Linked DNA regions of Homo sapiens: region 2 is linked to region 1. The links are chromatin loops, found by intact Hi-C in ENCODE. Cell type or tissue: ascending aorta. All regions are shown on one strand. Each heading gives the region's core, and the rest is flanking DNA. Links, peaks and the distances in the headings are about the cores only. Region 1 has its middle 150 kb from the start of LINC02199. Region 2 holds the start of LOC124900936 (a long non-coding RNA gene).

Region 1 (5,393 bases), core at 169-5,168:
GCCCCTCCGGCCAGTCACGCTGTCTCATAAGTTTCTTTCTGAGCTTCAGTGCTTCATTGCTAGGTCTCTTTACCCGAGGCCGTCTGCAGAGGTGGTCTTCAAGGGCCTCTGCTGGGGCCTCCTTCCTTGAGGGCTCTTTCTCTCTTTCTGACCTTCTTCCTGACCTCAGACTTCAGGGACCATGAAACCACTAAAGCCTTTTGTTCAGGGCTTCCTCAAAAGTAAAATGACCCCACATCTGTGGTGTCTTGCCTGATCCTGGACATGAGGAGAGATGGAACATAGGAATCGGTGCTGTCTTGGTTTTAGACTTTTGCTTTACCATCACAGTAAGTGACTAAAGGCTTCACCCTTTCCTTTTTGGCTTATTGCTTTAACTGGCTTCTCTGACAGCTGGTGGCTGGGCTCTCTTGCAGCCCAGCTGAGCTCCTGACCCCCAGTTTTGTCCTAATCTCTTCCCCCTTGCTTCTCCTGCCTCTTGCATCTTGCTGCATGTTTAAAATTCATTTAGTGTACCATGTGTTTCACTTTGCTTCCTGTAACCAGTGGCCCTTCTGTTCCATGGCCCGTGGGGTAGGCTGACTGTTACACATGCAGGTCACCATTGCATCAGAGAAATTTTTACACTCTGTTCAAAATTAGGAGAGGGAGCTTCTTCATTCCTGGGTTGCAAATACCTGAAGAAGAAAAAAAAAGCTACATGGGAGAAAAGATGAAAGGTAAATAGGCAACCGGTTGCTACAAATTAGCTAATTAGCTAATTAAAACTCTCAAGCTTCTAGAAGAAAACAGGAGATAATTGATTTTATCTCAGGGCAAGCAAGAGTTTCTTAGATGTACCACAAGCATAAACCATAAGACAACACTGATAAATTTGACTTCATTAAATTGGGAGAAAATATTTGTAAATCATAAAGAATGGTGACAACTCAACAAATAAAATAACAGTAAATTTAAAAATGGACAAAAGATTACAAATATGTTTCATTAAAGAAGACAGTAGAATAACTAATACATCCATAAAAAGATATTCAATATCATTAGTCATTAGGTAAATGCAAATTAAAAACATAATAAGATACCATTTAACACATACACAATGGAGTGTCCATAATCAAAATGATGGACAATAGCAAGAATTGGTGAGAATGTAGAAACACCAGATTTGGCTGGTGGGGATATAAAATGGCACTTTGGAAATAATTTTATACCTTCTCAAGACATGAAACATACACTTAACAGGTGACTCAACAGTTCTGTAGATGTCTACCCAATAGAAATGAAAACTTATGTCTACACAAAGGTTTGTGCATGAATGTTCTTAACAGTCTTATTTATAATAGCCAAAACATGTTTATCCACTGGTAAATGGATAAACAATAGGTATACCCATATATTGAAATGTTACCCGTTAATAAATACACTCCTGATAAATGCAATGACTTGAAGAAGCATCAAGAAAACAATGCTTAATGAAAGAAGGCACACACAAACTACTTACTGTATGGGTTCATTTATATGAAATGTCTAGAAAAAGCATAAAAACATATATAGAGACAGAAACAAGATTCACAGTTGCCTGGAGTGAAGATTAGACATGGAGATTCACTACAAAATAGGCAGAAGAAATATTTTTGGGTTGAAGGACCTGCTCTAAAACTTAATTGTGGTGATGATGATATGATTATATAAATTTTCTAAAAATCCTTGGATGACACATTTTCACTGGGTAGAGTTTTGGCATGTGAATTAGAACTCAATAAAGTTGTTAAAAATCATAGCTTAAATATAACCACAGAAAGTTAATTGTTTGATAGCGGGGATTCTGTCTTTATCACCATTGTATTCTGAAAGCAGTGCATTCTAATGGGAAAATGGAAGCATCAGATTCATCATTAGGCTTCTGCTCAAATTACATCATTCATTTCTCCAGGGATTCAGTCAGCTACTATTTTTGAGCTTGTTCTTTGTGCCAGGCATTGTGAGCAGAGTTCTGGAAATGTGGCAGTGGAGCAGAGAAACTTAGTCACTGCCTTTATATGGCTAACATTCCAGTGGGAAAGATAGAAAACTTTAAATTAAAACATTAACCACTGGAGAAAAGTATGTCGAAGAAAAGAAAATGTCCTTTTTTAAAATAGTCATAGGAATCTCATTTTTAAATAGGTGAACAGTAGATTCCTCACTAGAGAGGTGATTTTTGGACAGAGACCTGTTTGCAAAGAGAGAGATGTGGATTTATCTGTTTATTTATTTATGTATTGGAATTTAGGATGATAACAATTTCAAATAATCTAAATATTCCCGCTCCTATTATTTTATAGTCCTTTCATATATACATACACACACATATTAATTGGAAAAATGCTATCTTGGCTGAGAGAAGCAAGGATGTTTTGTTTTGTTTCGTTTTGAGATGGAGTCTCACTCTGTTGCCAGGCTGGGGTGCAGCGGCGAGATCTCCACTCCCTGTAACCTCCGTCTCCTGGGTTCAAGGGATTCTCCTGCCTCAGCCTTCTGAGTAGCTGGGACCTACAGGTGCACACCACCATGCCCGGCTAATTTTTATATTTTTAGTAGAGACAGGGTTTCACCTGTCTCTACTAAACATCTACTAAATCTCTACTGACCTGTTGGCCAGACTGGTCTCGATCTCTTGACCTCGTGATCCACCCACCTCAGCCTCCCACAGTGCTGGGATTACAGGCGTGAGCCACCACACCGGCCAGTTTTAAAAATACATCCCCTGTGCATGTGAGCAGTGTTTCTGGACATGGGGCTGGTACTCCCCTCTCCTGTAGACTCACCTAGTCCTGTGCGAACAAATGAGAGAAGAGGAATGTGATTTGCACCCCAAGTTACCCTTGGTCTCACAGGAGGTCCTAAAGCCTAGACCAGGCTGCACACAACTACTTCGAGTACCCAGGATGGAGTTTGTGGAAGTCACCTGGGCTCACAGAGGATGAAACTGCCCACCAGATGTCAACCTTGGTTTAGCATTGGAGCAGAACTTGCTCTACCAAGATCACAGAGACCCTTTTAGGAGGCAGGAGTCCAGGGTGGCTTTTGGGATCCACCTCTTCCTGAAGGCTGGGGCACTTTGGGGCATGAATATCAACTCAGAACTGAGTTAGTTAAATGAACTGTAGCTCTTGCTGATAATTCACTCCCACATGAGAATGGGAGTTCACCCACACGATTTAGTTTTCCCATTGATAAGAGAAAATGAGGCCTTGCCAGAGAAATGCATGTTCCATACCAATGCAGTCGGCTTTGTGTTTGTGCATATCTTTCCAGGTGAAGGGATGTATTTAAACTTACAGTAAAATCTACAAAAAGACAAATGCTGATGTAAAAAAATAAACTACCAGCTTCTGTGTTCCTTTATCCCTAGTTGTCAAATGTGGTTGGGCTCAGCTCTTATTTTCAGGTAAAGAAGTGACTGCAGCCTGATTTTTTGGATTTTCTCAGTTCAGAGGAAGCCACTGCTGTTTGTTTCACTGTCTTTCCTTTTGAGCTTTTCCTGACAACAAATATTAACAGAATATCTATCTATCTATCTATCTATCTATCTATCTATCTATCTATCTGTCATCTATCATCTATCTATATTTAATCTCATAAAACACAATCTGCATTTGCACAATTGAATATTTTGGTTCTCACATATTGCTGACAGAATTTTATTAAATTTAAAGGCCAAATATTTTAACATGATCCCTATAGCAGTAATGCAGTCTTACAAATTAGACCATTCTCAATAAATTTATTAAGAATTATAAAGCTTGAATTTATTATTATTATTATCTGAGATGGAGTTTCACTCTGTCGCCCAGGCTAGAGTGTAGTGATGCAATCTCAGCTCACTGCAACTTCCACCTCTCGGGTTCAAATGATTCTCCAGCCTCAGCTTCCTGAGTAGCTAGGATTTCAGATGCCTGACACCATGCCCAGATAATTTTTGTATTTTTAGTAGAGAAGGGGTTTCACCATGCTGGCCAGGCTGGTCTCAAACTCCTGACCTCAAGTGATCTACCCTCCTCAGCCTGTCAAAGTGCTGGGAGTACAGGCGTGAGCCACCGCACCCGGCTGACTTTATAATTCTTAATAGATGTATTGAGGCCCTCTCCAGAAACAGATGCCCCCACCATACTTCCTGTATAGCCTGCAGAACTATGAGTGAAATAAACCTGTTTTCTCTATAAAAAAATAAGTATAAAGTTAATCATTTATTTTATTATTATAATTAGTGATAATTCATAAAATGAATGTCTTTGGATTTTCATTCTGTAGATACTATGTAATAAAGAAATTGTTCAATTAAGAGGCTTTTGAACTAACATGATAATATAGGTTGATGGCGTAAGGCAAAGATCATTTTCTCCCCCAAACAATAAATCAAGTTTTGACTGAGCCTTTTGTTTGTATTTCTTAAGAATAAGGAGCCATTTTCTAGATGCTCACCTTTTTTTTTAATGCTTTTGGAAAGCTCAGATATCAATGAAATGGCTTTTATAATATAGTGGTTCATAAACCTATTTATGGAAGTCTTTAAGTATACCTCCCCAAGATGTAGCATGTAATATGGCCTGTAGGAGAAAGGTACTAAATGGACATTCTTTGGTAAGGAAATTTGCTCACAATATGAGCAAACATTTATTAAACAATGACTACATGCAGTGAATAGTTCTGTGTAGTTTTACACACGTTCCATGTCATTTACTCTCACAACAACCCAGTCAGGTAGTTGCCGTTATCATTTATGTCTTCTAGATGATGAATCAATGCCCAGAGATTTTAAATAACATGCCCAACACCACATAGGGAGGTCATGTTGCAGCAAGATGTGAAGCCAGTGCTTTATCCATTATTTTCAACCACCTCACAGTATGCTTATGGATGTTTGTCTGACCTGTTTTTAAACTTCACTGGAAGTGTCAAATATAGGAAAGTTTATACTTCAGAACCAGTCCTGATTCCACAGGTTGAATGAGGCATGGGTTTTGAATTTTAGAACTTTTCAATATCCTTCTAAAAGAACTTATTAGTAGCTCTTACTTCACTTTTTATCATTTATTCTGAGGATATTCCATTGGGGGTGGAGGAGGTTTTTCTGCTGGCAGCACGCCCACTACCATATCCTCATTGCACCACAGCACCTGCTGCACTGAGCCACTCAAAGGCCCTGCAGCTCAGTGGAAGCTATTGCCTTTTTAAGAAAAGGGCCCATCTGTTCCTCTAAAAAACTTAAAGTAGATAGCATACTTTAAATCATACGCCATATCCTCAAAATTGCTGGTTTTCCTTTTAATTATCTGCAGACATTTCTGGGTATATGTTCTTTATGCTTAAGTATATTTGAGTGATTGCAAATGAATTTTTTATCTGTGTGA
Region 2 (5,393 bases), core at 241-5,240, 780 kb after region 1:
ATCCAGCAAAGCAATCCTTCAAATATGAATGAGATATCTCAAACAAAAGCTGAGAGAATTCACCAAGAGACCCATCTTACAAGAAATGCTAAAAGGTGTTCTTCAATCTAAAATAAATAAAAACACTTCAGTGAAAAAAGAAAACATTTGGAAGTATAACACACACTGATAGAATTAAGTACACGGAAAACCAAGAATATGCTAACACTGCAATTATGGTGAGCAATCCATTCATAATTCTAGTATGAAGAAAGAAAGACAAGTCTATCAAAACAATAATAGATACAGCAACCTGTTAAGAAATAGGCAGTATAAAAATATGAAAATTGAGACAATATAAAGTCAAAACTGGGGGATGAAGTATATAGGCTTTTTTCATTTTTTCTATTCTTTTCTGTGTGATCTAAGATAAGTTTTCACCTCTTTGAAATAAATTTTTACATGTATAAGTTGGTTTTTGTAAGCCACATAGTAACTACAATGCAAAATCTATAATAGATTCATAAAAATAAAAACACTGGCATGTAGAGGTCCAGAATAGACCCCAAAAGTCCAGAATAGCCACAAAAAAAGTATCAACAAATTCAAAAATGTATAAATCATACCAAGTATCTTTTCAGACCACAATAGGATAAAACTAAAAATTAATAGCAAAAGAAACTTTGGAAAGCACACAAACGCATGGAAATTAAACAACACGGTTCTGAATGACCAATGGGTCTATGAAGAAATTAAGAAGGAAATTAAAAAAATATTGCATAGCCTCACTCATATGTGGGAGCTAAAAAAAAGTGGATCTCATGAAGATATAGAGTAGATTGGTGATTACTGGAGGCTGGGAAGGGTAGAGGGAAGGGGAGGATGAAGAAAGGTTTGACTAATGGGGACAAATATACAATTTGTTAGAATAAATAAAACCTAGTGATTGATAGATCAGTAGGGTTAGCATAGTTTACAATCATCTATTAAATATTTCAAAATAGTCAGAAGGGAATAATTTGAATGTTTCTAGCATAAAGAAAAGACCAATATTTAAGGTGATGGGTATTCTAGTTACAGTGATTTTATCTTTACAAATTATATAAAGGTATTAAATTAGCAGATATACCCTCAAAATTTATATTTATTGGGATAAATTTAAAAAATTTTAAAGACAAAAAGCGATAAATTCTTTTTAATTGCACTAATGTGTTTTTTGGGAAAACAAGGGAAACTTACACCTACATATTGGTCTTAAACCACTGCGAATTATATTATAGTATCTGCTTTTGATCTGTAACTTCTGCATATTTACAAAAATTAATTTTTGTATATTCACATTCTATGGATATTTAAGAGAATTTATCAGCTTTCTTCACTCGAATTGAAAAACTTCTTAAATTTTAATTTTGAAAAGTTTTTTTCATGTGGAGTCATAGATGTATGAAGACTTGGAAAAAGTCTTAAGTACGAGGATGAGTTTTTCAGAGATTCATAAAAATCACATTTTACAATAAGCTCCAGAAATTGAAATACTGTTCATGTTTTTCTTTCTTCAGGATGGATTATAATAGTTTTCAAACATCTCTGCAATAGAAGAAATTCCCCTAAGATATTTTCACCAGAAAATTCATCATAAGTTTCTATTACACTGGGTGAAAGCTTCTAAAGTTTTTCTTCTCTGCTAAAAGAATATGAGAAAATGGGCTAAACATTAAGGAACTTGAGAATGCTTAATCCACCGCTTTACAAGTATCTAGTTCCTGGTGGAAATAATCAAAATATTCAACACACCCTGCAATTCCTTCTGCTGCTGCAAGGCCAGCAGTTGTTGTTCTTTTCCCTAATATTCTTCCCAGAAATTTCTTTTTTTTTTCTGTCTAAATGTCATTGACCTTTTTGTTGTTGTTACATAGTTAATAATTTTCTACACAATTTTTGTGTGCTGCTCTTCAAGGAACAATTTTAAAGCTTGAGTTTCACTACATCACTTTTAGAGTTGATTTTGACTGTTTGCAAATATTTTTATATCTGACTTACTTGATTTACAATTTCATACCAGAAAAGAAGATAACTCAAAAAAAAAATGCAGCAGAGGAGGAAATCTGAGAAGAAACTCTTGTGTCCACATTAACTTTCAGAATTCACTGCCCTTGAAGTTGAGACAGACTTTCCAACATTTGTCTGTAGTGCATGAAAAGCTTCACAGTGAGCAAATCATAACATCAGGAACAGTCTTTTCACAGTTATAACTATATTCTGAAGCATTTTTCATCTATGAGGTGAGACTGAAAGAAATAAATGTTTTCCAAATGTTTAAACAAAAGTCATCATGAGGAAAAATTCAAGTGGTCACACACACAATAACAGAACTAAAGTAACTCCATTTGTATTTCTTCGTGTTGTTTATAATTTCTATGCTATCATTTTAATTTTGAATCTACTGTTTAAATGCACAGGGACTGGAGACATGGACTGCACCAAAGCAAACTCTAACAATGCTGAACTCTTCAAAAAGGTCTCTCAAAAACAAATCCATGAACTCTCATTCCTTGTTCATGGGAATGTAAAATGAGACAGCTACTTTAGAAAACAGTTTGACAGTTTCTTAGAAATTAAAAGAAAAACTTAGCATACGACCCAAAAATCCCACTCTGATGTATTTATCCAAGTAAATTAAAAACTTATATTCATGCAGAAATATGTATGCAAATGTTTACAGCAGCTTAATCATAATTGTCATAAACTGGAGGCAACCAAGATTTCCCTCAATAAACGAATGGATAAATAAACCACTGTACATCCATACAACAGAATAGTACTGAGCAATAAAAAGGAACCAGATATCAATTCACACAACAACATGGGTTAACCTTAAATATATTTCACTAAGTGAAATAAGTCTGACCCAAAAAGCTCAATGTTGTGTAATTCCAGTTGTATCACACAGTCTGGAAAAGGCAAAACTATAAGCATGGAAAATAGCTAAGTGGTTGTCAGGGGTTCTCTGATAAAAGGAATTGTGACTTACTGGAGAAATGGTTCATTCTTAACACTGGGATAGGTAAAAATCAAGGGCAACCTGGAGCATTTTAGACTACCAAAAAAAACGAAGTGCTGAAACAGTGAAACAAATGATACATATTCCAAGACATCATGTATAAACAGCACTCATACATACGTGAAACTTTAAAAAACAGGAATAGTTCTGCAACTGCAAAGCCTTTAAGATTCTGGCCCAGCCAAGGATGTCAGATCTCACTGTCATCAGCGCTTCTTTGTCTCCCTTTCCATTCTCCTTAGTAAAATGGCTTGGCCCTCCTCCCCAACAAAAAAGGAGAGCATGGCAAAGGAACACAACAGTCACCCTGAGAGACGTCACATATGATCATTTGAGCAATAAAATAAGTAATACAGTATTATATTATAACCCAAAGTATTAAATAAATATCCATGAGTCCATACTTCCAGAAATACATGATAAAATAAGTAACTAAATTGGGAGAAGGAACAGCTTTTCCTTGCAAAAGAATTACAAATTATACATGTAGATAGTAACCCCTCCAGGAGGTGGAGCTTAATTTCTCTTCCTTTGAATGTAGGCTGAACTTAGTGACTCATTTCCAAACAATGTCATATGAAAAGGGAAAAAGAGTAACCTTATAGTAGAGAAACTGGCACATACCATCTTACCAAAGAGATCAGGGTTGAGATCCCTAGTGATTAATCATATTATACCATATACTCCATGATATGAAACGATGAGAAAAAAAAAAAACTGCTAGTGTGCTCTCCTCAAAACCCAGAAACCCAGTGTAATTGTGCGTTTAAACCTCAGACAAACCCAAATTGAGGAACCTCCTACAAAATACCTGACCAGGGGCCTTCAAGGTCATGAAAAACAACAAAAGATGAGAAACTGTCACAGACTGGAGAAGACTCAGGAGGCAAAAAACGAAATGCAATGTGATGTCCTGGATGAAATTCTGGAATGGAAAAATGTTGGTGGGAAAAGTCAAGTCGGAATAAAGCCTGTGGTTTAAGTTTTAAAAATGGGCATGTGCACAGCTTCCTAAGCACACAGCGGGTGCTCACTTCCCAAGGGTAAGGGAGGCACTGAGTGTGCGGGCAGCCCACCCTAAGGAAAGAATCGTGGGAAAAGTGCCATCCTATAAAGTCCTAGCATCACTGTTAAACAGGGCACTTGATCTTGGTGCCAGCTTGGGTCTCTTCCAAGCATTCTCTCCTTTCCTTTCTTCCCTGCTCTACAGCCTTTTAAATAAACTTCCACTCCTGCTCTGAAACTTGCCTTGGTCTTTTTCTGCCTTATGCCCCTCAGTTGAATTCTTTCTTTAGAGGCAAGAATTGAGGTTGCTGCAGACCCATACAGATTCACTGCTGGTAACTCAAATACCTTCCACTGTTAACACTGACCAAATGGATTTGTATTCACAGTAAAAGCCAAAATCCTATGACGATCTGAAACCATTATCAGACCTCCCCATTTCTCTCCTGTCGTCATCACTTACTAGTTTCCCCCTTTGTCACTGCTCAATATCCAATGCCCTTCTTGCTGTTCCAACTTGTCTGGCAGTTCTCTCACAGGCGTTTGAACTAGAGTGACTCCATCTTGAATGGGGCAAGGCAAAATGAGGCTGAGGCCTACTGGGCTGCATTCCCAGGAGGTTAGGCATTCTTAATCACAGGATGATAGGAGGGCAGCAGGACTGGTATCACAAGATACAGGTTGTAAAGACTCTGCTGATAAAACAGGACGCTGTAAATAAGCCAGCCAAAACCTGCCAAAGTCAAGATGGCAACAAGTGACCTCTGGTAGTCCTTACTGCTCATCATACGCTAATTATAATGGATTAGCAGCACCATGACAGTTTACAAATGCCATGGCAACATCCAGAAGTTACCCTATAAGGTCTACAAGTGGGAGGAACCCTCAGTTCTGGGGAAATCCCCCCGTCTTCTTGGGAAAACTCATGAATAATCCACCCTAGCATATTATCAAGAAATAGCCGCAAAAATAGCCAACCAGCAGCCCTTGGAGCTGCCCTCTGTAGTTGCCATTCTTTTGTTTCTTTACTTCTCTAATAAACTTGTTTTCACTTTATGGATTCGTCCCAAACTCTTTCTTGTGTGAGATCCAAAAACTCTCTCCTGGGGTCTGGATTAAGACACATTTCCTGTAACCATTCTATCTCAGGGCCTTCGTTCTGACTCTTCCCTCCACAAGATACTCATGATGGCTGGCTCTTTTGTCTTTTTCAAGTGTTTACCTTCAGAGACTCCCTGAGTATGAAGTCACACCAACCCTACAAGACTGCAGGCCACACATCCCATTTACTCTGACTTGTCATCCTCCATAGCCTTTATCACCTTCTCAGACCCCATGCAATTCACGG

What was found. A loop is a pair of places that touch in the nucleus more often than their neighbours do. Peaks named below come from ENCODE experiments on the same cell type or tissue, not always from the same donor. Only the 100,000 strongest peaks of a DNase experiment are listed, where the experiment ranks them.
Region 2: it touches region 1 in a loop (2.7-fold over the local background); 1 of 110 quality-filtered maps calls a loop at or near these places.

The regions. Positions count from the first base shown.
Region 1 is chr5:8,683,492-8,688,884 of GRCh38, reverse strand. No RefSeq gene overlaps it. Among named protein-coding and RNA genes, the nearest start is that of LINC02199, 150 kb to the left of the region's middle. In ascending aorta, for the core only: a CTCF peak has its summit at 2,968 (motif pointing right); a DNase peak (open chromatin) is centred at 1,984; H3K4me3 peaks cover 812 bases; H3K27ac peaks cover 1,421 bases.
Region 2 is chr5:7,902,621-7,908,013 of GRCh38, reverse strand. It overlaps LOC124900936 (a long non-coding RNA gene), which reads right to left and starts at 4,264. Exons shown (of 2, transcript XR_007058683.1): 1 at 3,161-4,264; 2 at 1-2,267. In ascending aorta, for the core only: no CTCF peak of the experiment used is centred there; no DNase peak of the experiment used is centred there.